Linked DNA regions of Mus musculus: regions 1 and 3 are each linked to region 2. The links are chromatin loops, found by intact Hi-C in ENCODE. Cell type or tissue: left cerebral cortex. All regions are shown on one strand.

Evidence for each region. A loop is a pair of places that touch in the nucleus more often than their neighbours do. Peaks named below come from ENCODE experiments on the same cell type or tissue, not always from the same donor. Only the 100,000 strongest peaks of a DNase experiment are listed, where the experiment ranks them.
Region 1: a loop joins it to region 2, with 2.4 times the contacts of the local background. A loop is called at or near these places in 3 of 42 quality-filtered maps.
Region 3: a loop joins it to region 2, with 4 times the contacts of the local background. A loop is called at or near these places in 10 of 42 quality-filtered maps.

Annotation. Positions count from the first base shown.
Region 1 is chr6:101,478,346-101,486,345 of GRCm38, reverse strand. No RefSeq gene overlaps it. Among named protein-coding and RNA genes, the nearest start is that of Gm34335, 37 kb to the left of the region's middle. In left cerebral cortex, no CTCF peak of the experiment used is centred here; DNase peaks (open chromatin) are centred at 3,069, 3,493, 3,587, 4,869 and 1 more place; H3K27ac peaks cover 2,650 bases.
Region 2 is chr6:101,372,721-101,380,720 of GRCm38, reverse strand. Pdzrn3 (PDZ domain containing RING finger 3) reads left to right here and starts at 2,824. Exons shown (of 10, transcript NM_018884.2): 1 at 2,824-3,555. The coding sequence starts at 2,833. In left cerebral cortex, a CTCF peak has its summit at 3,537; DNase peaks (open chromatin) are centred at 3,361, 3,941, 5,481, 5,869 and 3 more places; H3K4me3 peaks cover 4,139 bases; H3K27ac peaks cover 3,156 bases.
Region 3 is chr6:101,613,043-101,621,042 of GRCm38, reverse strand. No RefSeq gene overlaps it. Among named protein-coding and RNA genes, the nearest start is that of Gm34335, 98 kb to the right of the region's middle. In left cerebral cortex, CTCF peaks have their summits at 3,069 and 4,024 (motif pointing right); DNase peaks (open chromatin) are centred at 3,111, 3,526 and 4,064.

The DNA of each region.
Region 1 (8,000 bases), 110 kb before region 2:
AGGTCTGAAAGGAATTAAGCATTTAAGTACCCCATAGTCCACTCTTCTTAAGTGCAGCTTTGCTCTGATTGAAATTCTACCAATCGGTTTGTGCCAAGTTCATTTTTCCTCCTGTAGCATGCATGTGTGATTGGGGCATTAATGAAGTTGTTTTTCTCTTCTGGCTTGGCAGGAGCCCATGTAAGGAAGGCTGGTTGGCAATCCTAAGTGCCCCGTAACTGTTAGAGAGGTAGGTGAGTGGATGACGTCTGCATATGAACATAGAGCACATTCCTCAAACAAATCTGTATCTTTCGTGATGTTATGATGAAATTCCTAAAAGTTTAGTTAGCCTCACAAAGTTAGTGTGCATTGTTGATATCAAGCTATAAAACACGGGATGAATAATACATAGCTACACAAACACATTAATATTAGCTGTACAATACCCAGGAGCTGTCCATACAAAAACTGTCTGCCAAAAGGTAGGCTCATATGCAGGGATCCATCCCATAATCAGCTTCCAAATGCTGACACCATTGCATACACTAGCAAGATTTTGCTGAAAGGACCCAGATATAGCTCTCTCTTGTGAGACTATGCCGGGGCCTAGCAAACACAGAAGTGGATGCTCACAGTCAGCTATTGGATGGGTCACACGGCCCCCAATGGAGGAGCTAGAGAAATTACCCAAGGAGCTAAAGGGAACTGCAACCCTATAGGTGGAACAACAATATGAACTAAGCAGTACCCGGGAGCTCTTGACTCTAGCTGCATATGTATCAAAAGATGGCCTAGTTGGCCATCACTGCAAAGAGAGGCCCATTGGACTTGCAAACTTTATATGCCCCAGTACAGGGGAACACCAGGGCCAAAAAGGGGGAGTGGGTGGGTAGGGGATTGGGGGGTTGGGTATGGGGACCTTTGGGATAGCATTGAAAATGTAAACGAGGAAAATACCTAATTTTAAAAAAAAAAAAAAAAAGGTAGGCTCAAAGCCATAATGTAAAAAAAAAAAAAAAAGCAGTTGGGACCCAGTCAGCTTGACTTTCTGAGTAAGAGCATCTCTAAGCAGAAGTCACCTCAGGGTGGCCATGAATGACACGGGACAGCCGGCCTGAGGATGACCACCAAGATTAGCTAGGTCAAGACATCAGGCAGCCCAAGCAGCCATGGCAGGCCCAGCAGATGCGGAGGCCTGATCGAGTGTCACCTCCCCTCATCTCCATCTGTTTGTTCGGCTGACCCCAGAGCTGGCCCCAGCTTTCTTTCAGGGCCCTCAGGCAGCTGGGACCTGAGGAAAATGAGTGTCATGAGAGGGTGTTTGGCAACTGTGTGTCTGATGTGTGCTCATAAGTCATGGCGGTGAGGCAGTGAGGTGTCAGCTTACCATTTCTGCATGCTTCCTCTCCACACAGCTCACCGTTGCCAGAGAGAGAGAGAGAGAGAGAGAGAGAGAGAGAGAGAGAGAGAGAGAGAGAGAGAGAGAGAGGAGGTGGGTGGTAGAAATCTCCACACCAGCTATTTAGGGAATGAAGTCTGTCTGCTCTGAGCCTTCACATCTTCCCTTATTCACCAGACTGAGAAAGGGGGGGAGGGTCTCGGTGGCCTCTGGACTATAAGTGCAAGCTTCAAACTAATCCTGGAATGTCTGACTCCTTGAATCCGAATAGCAGCTTGGCCAGTACCCAGCTATATGACCTCGGGGAAGTTGCTCAACTTCTGTGAACCTCAGTGTTCTCTTCTGGAAAATTATGCTGAAAACATTCAAAGATTTAATGGCATAATCTTATTGAGAGCCCGAGCACAGAGCCTACAGCGTAACAACATATCAGTATGACAACTGTTGCCGTTATTCAAATGTATACCCCAGAGACACTCATAGGCATGTCAGAGTTTTGCCCAGAGGATTTAGTATTCTTTAAGGAGAGAAAGGGTTGTGGTTTTTATTTGACATATAACTTTTGCCAAACTCCTGTAAAAAAAAAAAAAAAAAAAGAACCCAACCCAAATGGTGGGCCCGGAATGCCCACCTCTGGGTGCTCATACACCCATTGTCACACAGATGTCTACTGAAAATATCAAGTTCACAGCCTCATGAAAGAAGCAGGTAATAAGAAATCAAGATGAGGCTGAGGAGTCTTTGAGAAGACTACACACTGGATCTGGAAATTATCACTGAGATTCACAACTCATTTAATGCAGAGAACAACTGACCCTGTGATACCTAGTCCCAGCTGATATGTGTACTGTGTACAGCACAACCCCCACTCCTAAGGCTCCGGGAAGAGAGTAAAGTGGCGATAAAAAGGTGTGTGTGTGTGTGTGTGTGTGTGTGTGTGTGTGTGTGTGTGTGTGTGTGTGTTTGCGCGTGAACACGTGCACACACTTATCTGTCTGTCTGTGTTCATGTATGTGAACATGTGCCCATGAACATTTTCAGGGGCCAAATGTCAATATCAGGTATCTTCATTAATCACTTTCCACTTTATATTTTGAGACAAGTTCTCTCCCTGAACCTAGAGCTGGCCAATTCGACTGACCTTCCTCACCAGCAGCCTCCCTGGACCCTCCTCTCTCTGTCCCCCGAGCTCTGAGATGGCAAACATGCACCTCCAGCCCATCTCACTTTTATAGGAGTGCTGGGAATCAAAAATGTAGGTCCTCATGGCTGTGCCCCAAGTGCTTTACCAACTGAGCATCTCTTAGGCTCCATTTCTCTTTAGCTTCAATGTTAACTCTGATCGATTGCTAATGGCTGCCTAAAGTTGAAAAGAGCAATATACTTGGCAGTGTCCATCACAATCATGGGTACATGTCCATCGGTCACTAAGATGGCCTTCGGTTCTTTCTGAAGCTACCCATGGCCTTCATTAGAACTCCTCTCTCTTGAGCTCTCTATATGACACTGCTATGAGTTACTTTCTCCTTTTGAAGGAAGCACTCCCGTTCTCAGATGGAAAAAAGGCAAAACAGCCTTCTGCCACCAAAGATGTATCTCCTTTCAGCCTTCCTCTGATTCACTGTCTTGAATCTGGGTCATCTCTCCCCACCCACCAGCAACCTCAGCTGAAGTAGCTGCTCTCCATAGCACTTCAGCATTTCATATCCTCGGGACCTGCTTTCTTTCTAGTTCAGAATGTCTTTGGTGTTGGGGGTGGGAAAGGCAAACCTCTCCTCCAGCAATTTCTTCTTCTAATGTGTTTCCTCCCCCATGTCAAAGTCTGTTGGAAACACAGAAACCTCAGCTCGCTGGGGGTTAGCCACATATCTAAGTACATCCATCACTTCTTCCAACCCTGGTTTTTATCAAGATGAACTCCTCTGCCAGGGCACAAGAAGCATATCTCACCATGTAGCTGGCATGATCAATAGCACTGTGCCCTTTCATGGGCCACCGTAGGCATTTTGTTTTCCACACTGTAAGCCCTTCAGGATGTCTGCTTTGCAGCTGACGTGTTGGCAGAGCCTTCAGGCTCCTTTCTTAACTGCGGCTCGATCGGGTCCAGTTCAAGGAAAACTTATTGAGTAAAAACAAAATCTGTGCACAGCATGCTGCTGGCCGCAGGTTCTGCAGCAAAGGAAATTCCATTGCAGGGGAATGTCAGCCAGCCCCAGATGATCCAACTTTCTAGCCCTCTGCAAGCAGCCAGAAAGCTGAGCTGACACATGGATCCCAGCAAGCTCACTGCAGCAGGATAGACTGGCAGGATTTACCTCCTCAGCTTTTGCCTCAGTCAGAAAAAAAATTACCAGAACCATTCAGACTAAAGGAGAATGGTGAAAAGTGAAGAAGAGGGGGAGAAAGTGTCTTGTTTAAAATGTTGGTTCCCAGGCACTGACCAGCTCCTAAGAGGATCATCCCTGAGGGCAGATCCTGTGTGTGTGTGTGTGTGTGTGTGTGTGTGTGTGTGTGTGTGTGTGTTTTGTTTTATAAAAATATAAGGAGAAAAGGAATATGTTTCGTGGATGTTTAATCAGGTGTGGGGGAAGGGGATATCTCTGCAGGGGCCCATGCTGAGGCATCCCTTCCCCCTGAGGGACCAGCCACATGGTATAATATAGAATAGAGTTTATTCAGTGCATGGGGAAGGGAGTTGAGAGAGAAGTAGAGAGAGAGGATGGAGAGGGAGGGAGAGAGAGAGAGAGAGAGAGAGAGAGAGAGAGAGAGAGAGAGAGAGAGAGAGAGAGAGAAGAGGGGTAGCGGCCAGCCAAGAGCATGTAGAAAGAGAGAGCAGGGGGAATGGAGAGGGGGGAGCAGGAAGAAGAGGACAAAGCAAGAACAAGAAACCAAAAGAGAGAGAAGGGGGCAATCAGCCCCTTTTATAGTGAGCCAGGCATACCTGGCTGTTGCCATGTAACTGTGGGGAAGAACCTTGACAAAATGCCAACATTTTGTGTGTGTGTGTATGTGTGTGTGTGTGTGTGTGTGTCTGTCTGTCTGTCTGTCTGTCTGTCTATTTGTATGTCTATGTTTGTTTGTGTGTCTATACCTGTGTGTGTGTGTGTCTGTCTGTCTGTCTGTCTATTTGTATGTCTATGTCTGTCTGTGTGTCTATGCCTCTGTGTATGTGTCTGTGTGTGTGTGTCTGTCTGTCTGTCTATTTGTATGTCTATGTCTGTCTGTGTGTCTATGCCTCTCTCTGTGTGTGTCTGCATTTGTGTAGCAGAAGACGTGTTCCTCAAACACTATCTACCTTATTATTTTTTGACAGGGTCTCTCACTGGCCAAGTAGTTTAGTCTGGCTGGCCAGTGATCCCTTGTGATACCCTTGTATCTGCCTGCCCAGTTTTTGAATCATAAGCATGCACCATCATGCCTTGCTTTTATAACATGGGTTCTGGGAATCAAACTGAGGTTCATATTCTTATAAGATAAGCAGTTTACCAACTTAACCACCTTTCTAACTCACTAGGATTCTGATTTTCACATACACTGTGCATAGTCATGCTGGAGTTCCCATGTATGCACGGAACTCTGCAAAAAATCGGGCCTTCTTCCCAGATCAGTGAAGAAACATACCGCTCCACGTGGAACATATGAAGGGTTCAGAGCACTGATTTCCCAGAGGCAGGAAACGGTTTTAGCTCTGACCCAACCCATGACAGCTGTTTTGTGGAGTTCCTGTGGCCCACATGTAGGCTGTATACCATCTATTTTCTCTATCTAGTTTTATGTTCTAAGATGGACAAAGTTGGCAGCCACATCTGCTGATAAGAGGCAATGGGCAAAACAGGCTTCAACAATATTGGAAACAGCCCTGGTTTGAGTCTGAGAAGGTTCTGGACTGCTTCTGGCCATTGACTATTGCTTGCCTTAGTGAGTGTGATTTCTTGTAAATAATGAACTCTACAAAAATATCAGAGAGAAGAAAGAAAGGAAGAGGAGAGAACAGGAGGGAAGAATAAAATAGGAGAAGAGAAAAGTACAGGATTATAAATCAAGATCTTGGAAATATTTGAAATTTTGTTCATGGCCAATAACTCTACAGCATTCCCTCTTCCTTTGTCCTTTCAGATCCTCAGATCATTCTGCTGTCTATTATAGATGGCCCATTTATCCTAAAAGAAGCTGAGCTTGCTCCAGCACGAAGCATCAAACCCAAGGAGTCCAGTTGGCTGCCGTTCTAGTAACTTCAGTGTGTAGCATCTCCCAGTATTATACAGAGATGAAATGCAGAGATCAAATAATTTACAGATGGCATAAAATTATCCATAATTCCATAGTTATACAAAAGGTAACTTACAGTTGCATCTAATAAAATCACATGATTTTTAGCTAAAACACCTAGACACAGCTTTCCTCAAGTATATAATATGTTAATATAATATAATTCTGTCCATGAAACCAATGCACATTTTAAGCTGGAGAACTATGAGTATGTGCCAGTCCTAAGCACTATTCACACTGGGACTAGAGGTGGATCAAGAATCCAGGGCTCTACCTAGAGATGCCAGTGAGAACCCTCCCCAGACACTAAACCTTGGCTTGGATGATGTTCAAATAACCAGTGAGGAAGTAAACTCCCCCTGGATGAGAATACAGATACATTCTGACATATGTATGTTTTGTTTGTGACTCAGATACAACCAATACTATGCTCAGATTGTTTCGTTTGTTTAGTTTAGTTTAATTTTTTCTGAAATAGCAAACATTTCCTAGTAATGTTACAAGCAAGAATACAGTCTCCCCTTTTCTGGCTGCATCCTTGGAAAGAGCAGCGTGTGGTACTATTGCAAACAATGCTTTGTGTGTGTTTATGAAAATCATGGTCACAGAGTATAAACAGCTATATTTTCATCTGCAGCACATAGAAGAATGACAATTGAATGACTACCTGATCAGGAACACAGTTCAAAAACCCCTCCAAAGTTTAAGGTTACCATCTGATCCAACAGCTGTACTCCTGGACATGTGTGTTCAAGAGAGAGGTAATTGTATGCTTGTGTGAAATGTGCACATCAGTACCCCAAACAGCAATCCGGATAGCAAAAAGTGAAAGCAGTCTAGATGTTCATCAACTGATGGAGGAATTAAAATTATGATCTGTCTAGTAGCTGAGAAGATGGCACAGTAGGTAAAATCCTTGCCATCCATGCATGAAGAGCTATCTTCCACATAAAAAGCCAAACAAAGTGATATACACCGATAGTCTCGAAGCATAGCAAGGTAGAGACAGGAAGCTCCAGGTGCCTGCTCACTCCTCATTCTAGTCCAAGGTCCATTCTAGCCTGAGAAACAGAGAATGGCCCTGTTTCAAACACAGACGGTAGAACTAACTGTATCAAGAAAGACACGTGATCTAGATCTCTGGACTCTGCATGTTTACACACATGCAGATACACCCACAAGAACATGCACCCACACACATGAATAATATGTGCATATATAACACACACACACACACACACACACACACAAAGAGACAAACGCTTTAAATTGTAAAGTGAATGGTTATTGAAGACACTGATGCCAACTTGAACCTCTATTCATATATTCATTCATGTGCGCCCTGCACACATCTACACTAACGTACATCTACCATCCACCTGCAATACCACACACACACACACACACACACACACACACACACACACACACACACACACGAGGTTTTAATGTTTTGTTTATATATACAACAGAGTATCATCTGCAATGAAAAGCAATGGTACTTCTGAATGTTACAACAGAAGGAAGTTTGCCAATATCATGCTAAGTAAATGAAGCAAGTCACCAAAGATCATACAGTATTCCATTCCGTTTACATCCGATACCCAGAATAAAAAAGTCTAGGAACAGAAAGCAGAGAAATGGGTTGTTCCCTGGGCTAAGAGGTAGACAGTTAAATAAGTCAGTGCCTATTTGTTTGGTTTTTAGGAGGGGGATCAAAGAATTGTCCATGAAAATGTTCTAAAGTTGTGATACTGGTAATTATACAACTGAAGATATATTGAATTGCATCCTTTAAATGCATCTGTTCTTTAGTTTGTAAATTATAATTTGGCAAAATTGTTTTAAAAAAAGAAGTTCTTTAGATTAAAGGACAGTTCCTTACGGTATGAAATAATATTACTTTCTCCAAATAATTAGAACAATTTTAACTTTCTTGAGTGTTAATGCCATAGAGAAGGAGGAACCATTGATGTAGATTATTTAAATAAATCAATTCTGCCTTGAGTGATTGGTTCAGCAACTCAGCTGCAAGCCAGTCAGCAAGTACTTTTATATGACAATGGTCATGTAACTTGCTTTAGTGTTTGAGGGGTTGTCTTAGTTTGGCTTTTATAGTTGTGGAGAGACATTATGATCACAGCAACTTTTTTGTTGTTTTGTCTTTTGTTTTTTGTTTTTCGAGACAGAGTTTCTCTGAGCAGTTTTGGCTCTCCCGGAAATCACGCTGTAGACCAGGCTGGCCTCGAACTCAGAAATCCACCTGCCTCTGCCTCCCAAGTGCTGGGATTAAAGGCATGTGCCACCACTGCCCGGCCACAGCAACTCTTATAAAGGAAAATATGCAGTT
Region 2 (8,000 bases):
AATGGTTCTTAATCTGGGGCAGCTTCTCCTCAAGAGACATTGGCAGTGACCTGGATGTCATATGTGGTGGGCGAGAGTGGTGGTCCTTTGTCACTGCATTTATGAGCATCTCCAAGAGATGTTGCTAACCATCCCAGAATACAGAAGGCAACCCCACAACAAAGGGTGGTCTGCAGGAGTGTGTCACTAGTGAGAAACAAATCAAAAGAAGAAGAAAAGAAAAGAAAAACTGATAATGCCCTGATTTCCACTTTTTCTTAATAGCTTTGTCTCTTGGTTCTCCTGTCCAATCCAGTGATAGAACAGCATGCATGTCCCTCCCCTCACCCTCACATTCCGGTAGGTTTATCTGGCTTGGTTTTTGCTGATTTCCAAGAATTTTAATACTAAAGTTAACTAATGGGGAGAGGCTTTCTGAAGATTTTGCCTTTGCCTGAAGGAGCAAACTGACAATAGGGGACAGTGTCTCTATAGTTTCAGCTCTGCCTCTTTCTTTACAGCCGGCCTTCATCCCCCAATCTGTCATCAGGGGCCACAGATGGGTGGAGAGACAGCTCTGAGCTGAAGTTTACATCTCAGGTAAGTGCTAATTTCCCATTTATGGTGTATTATGGAGTTTTCCCCGTGTTCCTCAAAACCAGTTTGGTTTGAAGATTATCACCTTGTTGACACTAGCTTGTCTATGAAACTGACAAGCCCACACACCTTGGTTGAAAGAAGCTGCCTCTTACCCACGGAGGGCTTAACAAATGCACCAGTGGAAGATTTTTCCCTGCTGGAGCTTATCTGAACAAAGGTCATGAATATTTCACATCACTTGGAATCCTCTAAAGAGAAATGCATTCATTGATTAAAGGCAATGAAACAAAAGTATCACGACTAGACACCAAATGCCACCCGTCAAGATTAAAGAACACCGTTGGGGGACCTCAACCATGCACTGAACAATCTGGTAGGCAACAGTTAGCAACAGTTTTGCAGTGGTCACTTCAGAACACTAATCCTTATGGACATCAAGGCAATTCTTTCCCTCCAATGAAGCAGTTCAATAGTGAAGGTCATGGGTCTTTAGCAGCCCTCTAAAGGACAGAAGTAAAAGTAATTAGACAAAATGAATGCTGTAATCCCATTTTCTTGGGTCCATACCAGACACAAAAATTCTTAGCTCTCCATTTCCAGATTCTCTAGAGAATCTGGCAGCAGATTCCGAATGAGAATTCCAGAACTTGACATTACTCTCACCAGTGTTTCTTAGGAATGTCTACAGCCTTGGGAGGTAGTAAAACAAAAACAAAAACTACCAAAGGCATGGGTAATGTTATGAACTTTCTACTTAGACTGGTATCCCACATTATGAACTTTCCACTTAGCCTGGTATCCCCCAAGTGGTGTTTCCACCCAGTGCCAGGCTTGCTACTGGGCTTGAAAAGCTTCTCTGGAGTAGAAGAGAAAGGTCCAGACGGCAAGGGTTTTTCCATCAAGCTAAAATCCAGGCTGTGTAGAGACCAGCAGCTTCTCCGTGGCTGGTAGGCTCTTTTAGCGCGGATACACACTCAAGCTCCTGGTGAACCATTGGTTCACAATCTGAAAGGACCCAAAATTCTCAAATAGCCTGTCTTTGATTCAGTTCAAAGAGCGATTCTTTGAACTGCTCCAGTGGGAAAATGGAGATAAAACAATAAGCATATAAATAAATAAATAAATAAATAAATAAATTAATTTAAGGAAAACAAAACAACAACAAAAACAAGCTGAAGGGATGTTGTTGGCAAGTTGGCTGGGGTAGGCGTTGCTACAGGGACTTGAAGTTTTAAACTCCTCCATCTCTTAAACCACCAGAGTCAAGGCTCCAGTAACGGGGCGGGGGTTGGGGGGGGGGTGGGGGCAATAGTTTTCAAGTGGAGCTAAAGTATGCTCTCGCAACATTGTAGCGCTGTTTTTTTTTTTTTTTGTTTGTTTGTTTTGTTTTTTGTTTTTTTTGTTTGTTTGTTTTGTTTTTTGTTTTTTGTTTTTTTTTTTTTAAGGGACCAGTTTAGAAACTGAGCAAAATGCTTGAGGTACTGTAGTGCCCTCTTTATAGAGGTGTAAGAATGGGATCCAGCCAACCACTCTGGCCTGTCCCATCCAGACAGCTGGAGGGGAGATCTGATTCCTGCAAATTCGCCTTCTGGTCCTGGAAACCTCTAGCTGCTAAACACTGCAGTTTGCAGATCTTCTGGTTGGGACCAAAGTTTCAGCCTGAGCGTCCAGCAGCCGCTGTAACTTTCCCCCGAGTGAAATAAATAAATAACGACCGTAAATACAGAGATAGCAGGGCCTTAGATATTTTTCACTCTAAAAGGCAGACACAGGAGAAAGAAGGAGGTGGGGAATGAAAAGTCCTGATGTGGCAGGAAACTTCTGTGGGCGAGAGCCACAGACGCAGCTCCAAACCGAGGGAGATGCTCTCTGCTGGCGTATTTTGTCTCTTAGAGAATCCTCCAAGAAAGCGGAGAGGAGACCCTAAGAGGGGGCCCATCTCCGGTCTCTGGCAGGTCTCCTTGCTTTGTGGTCAAACTCAGCCTCTTGTGCCTCGAGGCCCCCTCCCTATGGCCAAAAGAGGGTCGTGAGGCCCCAGAGGCAGGATGTTAGTGCGCTTGCGCTCGAGCCAATACGGCCGGAGGAGTCCTGTTCCTCGGGCATTTTCCGAGGAAGTCTGGAGCAATTAGGCTCAGTCCTGGGAGAGCGAGCTAGAGAGCGGGCGGCGTAGCCGGCGTGTCTGGGCCGCCTCGCAGGGAGGGAGGGAGGGGGCGGCCGGTCGCCCGGCGGCGACACCGGGCCCCGGCCGCCACCATGGGTTTCGAGTTGGATCGCTTCGACGGCGACGTGGACCCTGATCTGAAGTGCGCCTTGTGCCACAAGGTCCTGGAGGACCCGCTGACCACCCCGTGCGGCCACGTATTCTGCGCCGGCTGCGTGCTGCCCTGGGTAGTGCAGGAGGGCAGCTGCCCCGCGCGTTGTCGCGGTCGCCTATCGGCCAAGGAGCTCAACCACGTCCTGCCCCTCAAGCGTCTCATCCTCAAGTTGGACATCAAGTGCGCGCACGCGGCGCGGGGCTGCGGCCGGGTGGTCAAGTTGCAGGACTTGCCCGAGCACCTGGAGCGCTGCGACTTCGCGCCCGCGCGCTGCCGCCACGCGGGCTGCGGCCAGCTGCTGCTGCGACGCGACGTGGAGGCCCACATGCGCGACGCGTGCGACGCGCGGCCCGTGGGTCGCTGCCAGGAGGGCTGCGGGCTGCCGCTGACGCACGGCGAGCAGCGGGCGGGCGGCCACTGCTGCGCGCGGGCTCTGCGGGCGCACAACGGAGCGCTGCAGGCCCGCCTGGGCGCGCTGCACAAGGCGCTCAAGAAGGAGGCGCTGCGGGCCGGCAAGCGCGAGAAGTCGCTGGTGGCGCAGCTGGCCGCCGCGCAGCTCGAACTGCAGATGACCGCGCTGCGCTACCAGAAGAAGTTCACCGAGTACAGCGCGCGCCTCGACTCGCTCAGCCGCTGCGTGGCCGCGCCGCCAGGCGGCAAGGTAAGCAATCTCTCTTCTCTCTCCATCTCTGCCTCTCTCTCTCCCTCTCTCTCCCTTCCTCTCTCCACCCTCTTTAGCTGACCCAGAGTCCCACCCAGGTCCGTTGAATATAGGATGCCAGGGTCTTCCTGGGTGCATCTCCGGCCTCCTCTTGTTAGCAGCGCTTGCCAGCTGTATCACTCCGTGCGGGTTACTTAACTAATTCCAACTGAGAAACTGTGGTCCCAAAAGGCAGGACATATAGGGTGAATTGAAGCTACGGCAGTTTTGGGGGGCCAGAGTGTGTCTGCGAACACTAAAAGGAACTTACAACCAAGTGTAGGGTAGGAACAGAGAGCATGACTCCAGAGTCAGGGAGGTGTTGAGAGGCTTTGGCCTGCACACCAGCCTGAGACCCAGGAAGCTGCTCATCTTGGCTTAAGATCAGAGCCATGGTCTGTGTGGATGTGACACTCCATTGGGCGACCTGGAGTGTATCTGCTGCGATGCAAAGGGGGAAAGGTGGCAGCAGAGCCCTTATGGTGCAGCTTGAAAGGGATGCCAGGAGAGAGGCCCCGGTGTAAAGGCTGGATTCAAACATGCACTTTCCTGCCAACTCACTGGCTGCTGACCTTGAGCAAGTAGCTCAATCCCTCTCTAAAGTTGGAAACTATGGTTCCTAACAATTTAGAGCAGGAAAACACAGCCAGGCCCCATAGGAGAACTCATTTGGGCAGTCGAGAAAGAACCCAACGACCCACTTGCTCCAGTAACCGGAAAGTAATATTTAAGTGATAGCCTCCTTGAATTAAAACATCTCCACCTTTGGGTAACCAGCGGAGTGGCTTGTGGGTTAGGCTCCACAGGTGCCTCGGTTTACCTCGAGCCCGTCAGATGATGTTGTTTCCATCAAGGTGAGGCTGTAGAAAAACGGTCTGGCACAGTGCCAGGCTCAGAGTACCTGCAATTACCTTAAACCACTCCTGTACCATTCCCCTGCCCTTGCTGATCGGGAATTATGTCAGCCTCCCCTCCTGAGGTTCACCAGCTTCAGCGCTTCTCAGTCATTTCTCTCTCCCCTCTCCCCTCTCCCCTCTCCCCTCTCCCCTCTCCCCTCTCCCCCTCCCCCCTCCCCTCTCCCCCTCCCCATCTCCCCCTCCCCCTCTCTCCCTCTCTCCACTCCCTCTATCCCCCTCCCCTCTCCTCCCCTCCCTGTCTCTTTCTCCCCCCCCCCTCTTCCCCTTCCCTCCCCCCTCTCATAAAAAATATAGGTACAATGCTTACCATTTTGTACGTGGAGAAACTGTGGTTCCTGGAGGGACAATCGTCTGCTTAGGTCAGGGTTTTAAAGGTTCAGAGGTGGGTTTTGACCATACTTGTCTCTCTAGCATAGTGGTTTTCAACCTGTGGGTTGGGGTCTCGTATTAGATACCCAGCCCATCAGATATTTACAATTTGTAATGGTAACAAAATTATAGTTATGAAGTAGCAATAAAGTAATTTTATTTTATAGCCCAGAAACAGTTTCAACATAAGGAACTATATTAAAGGGTCACAGCATTAGGCCCTGCTCTTAACCACAATTATGCCCTGTCTCAGTTTAACCACTGGGACCTGTTATTCTCTATTTATTAAGGGCCACCAAGAGTGGTGTATGTGTGTGTGTGTGGGGGGGGGGGGTACTTTCCACTTCATCTAAATCTTATAGATGAGGGACCTGACCTGCCCAAATCCCAACAGTGGAACTCATGAGAAAAGCGTGGATTTAGGTTCTGCCTCCCGGAGAAGATAGGCTTTTACTAGACTTTGGCTCTATCTAGGCGTGGGCTGACATTTGGGGGCTTGGGAAGGCTTTGTTACTGGGAGTCTCTGTTGTCGGATACTCTGTAGCACATGTGTACTCCTCCTGGCTTCAACTTGCACCATGCCAGTCGACTTTATTCCAAATTCCAACAGTTCAAAATGTCTCCAGATATTGTCAAGTGTCCTCCAGGGAACTGCATTCCCTCACTCGAAAACCACTGGTTTGCCTGCAGGCAAGCGTGCCACATTTTCAACAGCTGGGTGCTTCTGCTGCCTGGCAAGGGGTGTGGACCCTGCTGCTGCCACTCTGGCTGCTGCTCCAGGTGGCCTGGCAGAGAGAGGGTCCCCCAGAGACTTGTGTCTGCTCTGTTCTCCCCACTTCCCCTCCCTTGCTCCTTCTTCCACGCCTGCATTCCGGGCCTGCAAGTTTCTACCCTTCACCCCCTTTCTGGCCCCTGGCCTGTCTGTCAGCTGCAGTCTCCACAGCTGGCCAGCTCTGGGCGAAGGGCAAATATTTACAGCTCGGAGGCTCACAGAGGACCGCACAGGCGCACAAGAGGCTGATGTGAGCTTGCAGTTCACCCAGACAGAGGGTTGAGCTTGCTTTTCAATCAGGCGCCAGGCTTTGGGCAAAGGCTTTCCCAAGTGTCTTTTGTTTATGCTGTCGTCTGGGCTTCCTGTGTCGTCTTAGGAGTGACGCTTATTTATAAATAAGCCATTCACTCCTTCTGAGTTCATACATCATTCACTGTTGAGATAGTTTATTATTTCTTCTTGCCTTTTTATTTTCTTTCTGGGATGTTTGAGTAAACTCTCTCTTAGAATCAAAAATATGATGCTTGAATAAAATTTGTGGATGTGTTTTGGAGCTCTGTTGGGTAAGTAGGGCAGAGAATCAGGGGTGTGAAGTTCAGGAACAAGATGTTGATTTTGAGAGACAGAAAAACTCCATCCTGAAGGTGGAGCCCTGCTCAGGACCTACAGGGACCTTTGCTCCAGGCTTGGGGACAATCAAGGATGTCCTGGTCCAAAAGCTGCCCTAGCTGGCTTCCTGGTCTTTAACCCTTACCCAGCCTCAGATGAGGTCTTAAGGAAGCTCGCTCCTCTTGTTCCCAAGTTAGCCCTCCTTGGGCTTTGCTGAGAGGGTCAGCTCTTCCTATCTATAGTCAGCTGCAACTCCTCCCATTAGGAGCTCTTTAAGGACTTGTGTATTTCGTTGGGCCAACTTTCTGTCCCTCCTAGGTTCTGTTTATTCTTTTCCAGAGGCAGAGGGATTTAAGTTGCCTGGAAACTCTCAGATACAAAACTTTTATTTCATATTTTTCTAAAACCCATTGTTTGCTTCTCCATTCTAAACTGAAGCATATAATGAAACTTGCTTCATAAATGATCTGACGTTCTTCATTTTGTCTTGATCCAGTTTTTTGACAACACCAGAGCACCCCAGATTTGACTATATTGGCCTGTGTGGCCTGCCCTGGTTGAAGTGTTTTTATTGCTTTTCCAGGCCCCTGGGGCTAGGAATCTTTGGAGAATGTGGTAAAACCCATTTATCACAGTCTCACCCACTAGCCAGTCTCAGGAACTGAGAGTTCTTGCACATGATAAGCAAGTATACTGCCACTGATATATATCAATTTTTTCCTCTGTGCAGTGTTGGTGATGGAGTCGGAGCCTTATAAATGTTGGGCGAGTCTTCAACCATTGAATTAATTTCCTACCCTTCAGATCATTGTCTAAATATTTAAAGATCAGGGATAATATTTTAAAGCTGACATCAACAGCAGTGGTCTAGGAAGATACCTCTGATTTGCCTGAGGCCACATCTCTTGGTAGAAGGCCTGACATGAGTGCCATACTTCAGTTAAAGAGACTTGCTTCCACCCTTGGTTTCCCACCCTGTCCTACCTACCCCTTTGTAAGAGCAAGGTTGAAGCCCTTGGTAACACTTCAGCATCATTGAGACACTTGAAGCCCATCCCTGTGCCCTTTGACCCTCTGCGTCCAGTCAGTCACAGAACCCTGGTTTACCTCTTAAACCTGTCTTGCACCTACCTATTTACTCTTCTCTTAGGTCATTCAGACAATCTTCTGTCTCAGGCAGAGGTTCTCAACTTCAGCACAGCCAACGTTTGCACTGGCTGACTCCTGTTGTGCCTGTGTTACTGACAAGTGGGTGTGGCCTGGGTAGCGCCATACCCTGACATCAGCACACCTTGGGGAGCAGCATTCCCTGAGCTGTGATAATCAGATCTACCTGCAGCCACTCCAGAATGAGGAACAAGACTGGCCTTTCTTTCAAACCACCCCCATCCCAGCATCATCTCCTGCCTGGACCAGCACGCGGTTCCTCCCCAAACCCTTTCATTTCACATAGTTCGTTACCTGTCACTAGCAATACCTTCTTACAAGTGTCAGTCATATCTCACTCTATTCTACTTCCTTTGCCTTGGACAGGAAAAGGCAGTCTAGCAAACTGCATCCAACTACATCCACCTGCTAGTGCTCTCCTTTCTCTTGTCTTGACTTCACTGAGTTTTGAGGGCTTTGTGGCTAAGCCTCCAGGCTCCTAACTAACTAGCCGTGGGCCTTCACACCTGCTTTTTTCTCTACCTGGGACGGTGTTTCCAATCATACTTCTCCTCAGCACTTACTCCTTTTCT
Region 3 (8,000 bases), 240 kb before region 2:
GAAACAACACCCTTCTCAATAGTCACAAATAATATAAAATATCTTGGCGTGACTCTAACTAAGGAGGTGAAAGATCTGTATGATAAAAACTTCAAGTCTCTGAAGAAAGAAATTAAAGAAGATCTCAGAAGATGGAAAGATCTCCCATGCTCATGGATTGGCAGGATCAACAATGTAAAAATGGCTATCTTGCCAAAACCAATCTACAGATTCAATGCAATCCCCATCAAAATTCCAACTCAATTCTTCAACGAATTAGAAGGAGCAATTTGCAAATTCATCTGGAATAACAAAAAACCTAGGATAGCAAAAAGTCTTCTCAAGGATAAAAGAACCTCTGGTGGAATCACCATGCCTGACCTAAAGCTTTACTACAGAGCAATTGTGATAAAAACTGCATGGTACTGGTATAGAGACAGACAAGTAGACCAATGGAATAGAATTGAAGACCCAGAAATGAACCCACACACCTATGGTCACTTGATCTTTGACAAGGGAGCTAAAACCATCCAGTGGAAGAAAGACAGCATTTTCAACAATTGGTGCTGGCACAACTGGTTGTTGTCATGTAGAAGAATGTGAATCGATCCATACTTATCTCCTTGTACTAAGGTCAAATCTAAGTGGATCAAGGAACTTCACATAAAACCAGAGACACTGAAACTTATAGAGGAGAAAGTGAGGAAAAGCCTCGAAGATATGGGCACAGGGGAAAAATTCCTGAATAGAACAGCAATGGCTTGTGCTGTAAGATTGAGGATTGACAAATGGGACCTCATGAAACTACAAAGCTTCTGCAAGGCAAAAGACAGGTCAATAAGACAAAAAGGCCACCAACAGATTGGGAAAGGATCTTTACCTATCTTAAATCAGATAGGGGACTAATATCCAATATATATAAAGAACTCAAGAGGATGGACTCCAGAAAATCAAATAACCCCCTTAAAAGATGGGGCTCAGAGCTAAACAAAGAATTCTCACCCGAGGGATATCGAATGGCTGAGAAGCACCTGAAAAAAATGTTCAACATCCTTAATCATCAGAGAAATGCAAATCAAAACAACCCTGAGATTCTGTCTCACACCAGTCAGAATGGCTAAGATCAAAAATTCAGGTGACAGCATATGCTGGCGAGGATGTGGAGAAAGAGGAACACTCCTCCATTGTTGGTGGGATTGCAAGCTTGTACAACCACTCTGTAAATCAGTCTGGCGATTTCTGGAAATCAGTTCCTCAGAAAATTGGACATAGTATTACCGGAGGATCCTGCAAAACCTCTCATGGGCATATATCCAGAAGATGTCCCAACCAGTAAGAAGGACACATGCTCCACTATGTTCATAGCAGCCTTATTTATAATAGCCAGAAGCTGGAAAGAACCCAGATGCCCCTCAACAGAGGAATGGATACAAAAAATGTTGTACATTTACACAATGGAGTACTACTCGGCTATTAAAAAGAATGAATTTATGAAATTCCTAGGCAAATGGTTGGACCTGGAGGGCATCATCCTGAGTGAGGTAACACAATCACAAAAAAACTCAAATAATATGTACTCACTGATAAGTGGATATTAGCTCAGAAACTTAGTATAGTGAGATATAAGGTACAATTTGCAAAACACATGAAACTGAAGAAGAATTCGTTGTTTTTAATAACTTAGTAGTACACCATTGTGTGCAGAGCAGAGACTGAAGGAAAGGCCATCCAGAGACTGTCCTACCTGGGGATCCATCCCATTTACAGTCAACAAACACAGACACTGTTGTAGATGCCAAGAAGTACATGCTGACAGGAGCCTGATACAGCTGTCTTCTGAAAGGCTTTGCCAAAGCCTGACATATAATGAGGTGGATGCTCGCAGCCAACCATTGAACTGATCATGGGGCCCCCAATGGGGGAGCTAGAGAAAGGACTGAAGGAGCTGAAGGGGTTTGCAACCCCATAGAAAGAACAACGATATGAAGCAACCAGAGCTTCCAGGGTCTAAACCACCAACCAAGGAGAACACATGGAGGGACCCATGGCTTCAGCTGTATATATAGCAGCAGATGGCCTTGTCAGGCATCAATCAGAGAAGAGGCCCTTGGTCCTGTAAAGGCTTGACGCCCCAGTGTAAGGGAATTCAAGGGTGGGGAGGAGGGAGTGGGTGGGTGGGGGCACACCCTCATAAAATCAGGAGGAGGGGGAATGGGATAGAGGGTTTCTAGGGTGGTGGAAATCAGGAAAGGGGATAATATTTGAAATTTAAATAAAGAAAATATCTAAGAAAAAAATCCCCCATAAGCTATCCTCCCAATCTGCAATTGCAACACTTAGGAGACTGAGGCAGGAGGACTGCTGTAGACTACATGGTGAATCTAGACCAGTCTGGGCTATAGAGTAAGGTGTGTGTGTGTGTGTGTGTGTGTGTGTGTGTGTGTGTGTGTCACTGTAATTACATTAACATGTTTAAGAATAGCCTAGTTTTATTTTTAACTGATCTTCCATAAGGTAGAATAGTGTATCCTTTTGACTCTGCATTTTTCAGCTCTTGTTTTAGCTGAGTACATAAAAATATTTACTTAATGGGTTCAATTTAAACCCATAAGTGATTTTAAATTTAAGATAAAATTGAAGGCAATCTAAGCCAACATTGCTTTTATGTAAAATATAAACAGGTATAAGAATATATGGATAAAAATAAATATAATCCCTCAGCAGTAAAGAAAACACTAGCAGTGTTGCCAATACATGAGATTTTGTTTTGTTTTGTTTTTCTTTGTTTTGTTTTGTTTTTATCAAAATCATGTCTTTCCACTTGCTGATTTACAAAGTGATGCACGCAGGTCAGAGTCTCTCATTAGCTTCTCTGCTATAGTGCTCAGATTTTTACCTTCCCTCCTGTGATAGTTTGAGCAGATATGACCTCCATAGACTCATAGTCTCATATGGCCCATAAGAAATGGCACTATTAGGAGATATGAGCTTGTTCGCATAGTCGTGGCCTTGCTAGAGGAAGCATATCAGCGTGGAGATGGGCTTTGAGGTCTCAGATATGCTGAAGTTATGCTGAGTATGGCACACAGTCTCCCTCTGCTGCCCGAACATAAAGATGGACAACTCTCAGTTCCAGCACCATGTTTGTATGCATGCTGCCATGCTCCTGCCATGATGATAATGGACAATCTTTGAAACTGTAAGCCAGCCCCAGTTAAATGTTTTCCTTTATAAGAGCAGCCATGGTGATGATCTCTTTACAGCAATAGAAACCCTAACTAAGAAACACACCCATCTCACCCATTTCATGAAAATGTAGGCTTCCAACATCTACCAGTTCTTTGACATCTGGCTGCAGCAGCAGCACACGGCAAGCCTGTTGATACACAGCTCACTATGGCACCAGATTCAGGAGGATGGGCAAAGCCCACATCTATCCATCTCCAACAAAGCCTTGGGTTTTACTCATGACCCAAGAACAAGTGAGAAGCTGCTGATTTGTACAACAAAAGCCTACTGAGCTGAATATGTGGACATCTGCTGGTAGGCAGATCCCAAGTGCGTGGGAGTGGCCCACACACATCTTCAAGCATCTTCTATAAAGAAATGTTTTTGACTGAGTACATCACAGGCCTTCCTCTCTATGTGGACTGAATAAACTACAAGTGTTCTCTGTTGAACCAACAGAGAAAGGGATTGTGTATCTATACTGAATATGTTAATCTTTTCTTTGTTGCCTTCCCCCAAAATAACACAGTTTGAAAAGTATTTGCATAGTGTATGTATGGCATTAGGTATTATAACTACTACAAAGAAGACAAAATAAAGGCATATAAAATTTTATGTAAGGGACATGAGTATCTAAAAGTTTTGGTCTCTAAGAATCCTGAAATTAATTCTACACACTCGCCAAAGGATGTCTGTATTAATTAGCAAGAATGCAATAGTAGATTTGGAGCCTTCAGAGACTCTAAGTAAAAGGTCCCTTTCCGAACCCATGTAATTAATTTGTTTTATGAGTGTTGCAGCAGCCCATGACTACCTGCAGATGGCAGAATATCCTAGCATAATTGCCATCTTCTCCACTGACTCCACTTGTAGAATAATGAACAACCTGCGGTGGGGTTCTGGAAACCATGGTGCATTAAGAAACAGTAGTAGGAAACACTTTACAGGTCAACAGGTAAAATGTTCAAGAAGAGGAATGTTTCTAGCAACCCTGTCACTTACCTGACAGACCCTGAGAAAGCAATGTTTACAATAATGTTTATTGTTAACAGGAATTAAATATCTTATGCCAGATTATGTTTTAGTGCCTTTAGCTGAGTTCTGCCTCTGCTAGCATGCACACCAGCACTGAAATGTTAGTACTCACTCCTGCTAAGTAGAAATCTAGGGGTCAAATCCACTCCCCACTCCCACCTTGGAGTTCTGTTTAGACTCTGCTTTCATAACTTTCTACATATATCCATGTACATTGAAAGTGTCCCCTCCTACCCCTATGTCCATCTCCTCCCTTCTTGCTACCACCCCCCCATTCACTCCTGATGCTTTTTATAATTTTCAGTGGGTTTGATTCACATTCCTTTGTCATAGGAAAACACGTAGAATTAGAAGAGATTAATTCACATGTTTAAAAAGGCAAATCCTCTTAGCCACGCATGCTATGTCATGAGTTAAAATGTGGCCCTCAGAAGGACAGTTTAGTGACCTAATCTTGAGCACCCATCTTGATAAGCCCAAGATGACAGGATCTTTGCAAATGTAACTAAGATTCAAGATGAGGTCACCCTGCATTGTCAGTGCTGGAGTCTAGTGTCAGAGGTCCTTATGAGAAATACACACAAGAAGGACTAGCAGAAGAACAGGACATATTATGACAAACAGAGAGATGTAAGTTATGAAGGCAAGTAGATTCCTTGAAGTCTCCAAACCTGGATAAGGCAGGAGAGGGTTCTTCACTGGGGCCTTTGGAGAGAGAGAACCCAGCTAACCATGTGACTTGGATCTTGTGACATGAAATACTGAGTGAGCAAATTGCTGTTGTTAGAAGGCTCAGAGTTCAGGGTGACATATAATAATGGCCTTAGGAAATGAATCCATTTTGTGATTAAAAATGAAAGCTAAAGTTTAATGAGGACTTAGTGAGTGCTGGTCATGTCCTATGCACACACAATCTCAGTCTTCATGAACAGTGTTACTTCAGTCCTGTTAGTATCCCTATGATTAATAACAGTTTTACTTGTGTGTGTGTGTGCATGTGTGTGTGCATGTACGTGTGTGTGTGTGTGTGTGTGTGTGTGTGTGTGTGTGTGTGTGTGTGTGTGTGTTGCAGTACATGTGGAAGACTGAGGACAGTATGCAAGAGCCAGTGCTCTCCTGCCACAATGAGAGTCCTAGGAATCAAACTCAGATCATCAAGATTAGTGCTGAGCACCTTCAGTCTCACCTATGACCTCAACTCACCAGCCTAAGATCCCTATTTTTTCAAGCCAAAGCACTGAAATCTACAAAGGTCACACTGCTACCATTGTGGAGACTCAAGTCTATGTGTCCTTGACTCCAGTCTTTAATCTGTCTACTTCCTTGGAAGGCCTCTTGAAATATAACTAGAGTAAAGGATATTCCTGAGTTGTCATATGCCTGGGGCATACCTTTTTAGTGAAGGAAGAATTAACACAATCAGATGGAATTCTTGCTCTTAGCAATATTGCTTCAATGCATGAATCATACGATGACCTTATCAAGAAGGCTGAGGACATCACTTTGTACTAGAGTACTTCCTGAGCATGTATGAAATTCTGGGTCCCATCCCTGAGACCACAGGGAGAAAACAAAGATGACATAGAGAAAACAATAAAAACGTTCATAAAGTGTAGTACAATTTGCTTGGAAGAGCATGTTCAACCTCATAGTTATTTTTTCTTTTCAGATGTCAGGACAGTTTTTATGTAAGAAGTTTTCTTCTGGATTCTCCTTTGAAAACCATAAGATCAAGAATTGACAAATGGGACCTCATAAAATTGCAAAGCTTCTGTAAGGCAAAAGACACTGTCAATAAGACAAAAAGGCCACCAACAGATTGGGAAAGGATCTTTACCGATCCTAAATCAGATAGGGGACTAATATCCAATATATACAAAGAGCTCAAGAAGATGGATTCCAGAAATTCAAATAACCCTATTAAAAAATGGGGCACAGAGCTAAACAAAGAATTCTCACCTGATGAATACCGAATGGCTGAGAAGCACCTGAAAAAATGTTCAACATCCTTAACCATCAGGGAAATGCAAATCAAAACCCAGTCAGAATGTCTAAGATCAAAAATTCAGGTGACAGCAGATGCTGGCGAGGATGTGAATGCCACTGCACAGAGTGGTCGGTGTGTCCTGTTCATGCTAGGAGAAGGGGGAGAGCTAAGTAGTGTGGTTTAAGCACACAAAGGACAAGTCAGAACTACTTACACTTTCTCTTGAATGTGAAATAATGTTGAATTTCTGTCTCTCCCTCTCCCTCTCCCTCTCCCCCTCCCCCTCCCCTTCACCCTCTCCCCCTCCCCTTCTCCCTCTCCCCCTCCCCCTTCCCCTCCCTCTCTGTCTGTGTATATGTGTGTGTATGTGTACCTCCATGAAAGTATGTGTGCACATGGAGGCCAGAAGTGAATTGCAGGAGTGTTCAATTATGCTTTTAAGATAGTCTCTCTTACTGGGACACAGGACTCAGCAATTTTGCTAGACTGGTTATCTACTAGACTCAGGGTTTCTCCTGTCTTACCTCCCATACTCTGATTTTGCATGGGTCCTGAGATTCAAACCTAGGACCTTGTGCTTGCTCAGCAAGCACTTTGCCAACTGAGACATTCCCTCAACACCCACCTCTTCAGTGTCGTATTAAGACTTGCTTTTGAGGACAAGAATCTTGTGAAGCACTTGACTTCACCCTCATGTGATTGTCCTTCCATGGCAGGAACAAACAAACCTGGGAGAAATGGCTTGCCTAGATCATTCTCTTTCTTCTCACTAACTTCCAAGTGCCTGGTGTCTTTCTACAGTCTGGAGCTAAGTCACCAACATATGGGGCATCGTTTTTCTCTGAGTTCTTCTTCCTCCCCTTTTGCCAAAGGAGGGCAGTTTAATTCATGGCAGTTAGACCCATTAATTATGGTATTTCAACCTACGGTTCTGGAGGAGGTTTTAAATTACAGCTTATATGTACTGAGGGGCACATCATCAACAGTCACAGGAAAGACTCCCTTTACGCTGACCCTGCTACTGTCATTAAGGCTAGGGTTGTTTTGTAATTACACAAAATATATGTATAAGGAATCTGCACTACAGTAGAGGTTTTCTAAAAGCTATTAGAGTCTCATAATATGGTCAGATAGCCACACCTTGAGGACTGAGGTCATTCCTCCAATCCAACAATCCTGTGTATGAGACAAACACTAGACACAGGCTAAAAGAATTAAGCAATGGCCCTTGCTTCTCTGCAATTCAAAACTTATTTTCTGTCCAACATAATCCTGCTACAGAAGAAGACTTAACATTAAAATGCTTACCTGACCCCCAGTCTCCTGAAATACTCACTTGTTCTTAAACCAGCAAGGCATTTGCAATTACCTAGACCACTAACAACAACCTCAAAACTGGTTTGAGTGACCAGCCTCTGACCTAATTACTCACAGCTCAAGATGCTACAGGAAGAAGAAGAGAAGATGCAAAAAGTCTGTGCATCAGCACTGTCCGTCAGCTTCTCAACGGGGCTTATTTGGCTGCGATTGGAAATATCATAGTAGTCATTCATTTTGGCAAACCACGAATCTCTGCCTGTAGTCATGTTCTTACATGTCATTGGCTGTCTCCACAGGGTGAAGTCATCTGCTACATAATGGATTCTCAGACTCCTCCACACTTGTACTCAAGGTGGGAGGGCTAATAATGGCTCCTTGGGCACCCATTGATATCATGACACAAGCTAATAAGAATTGCAGGTCATCACTTAGCAATGATTCTTACATTAGG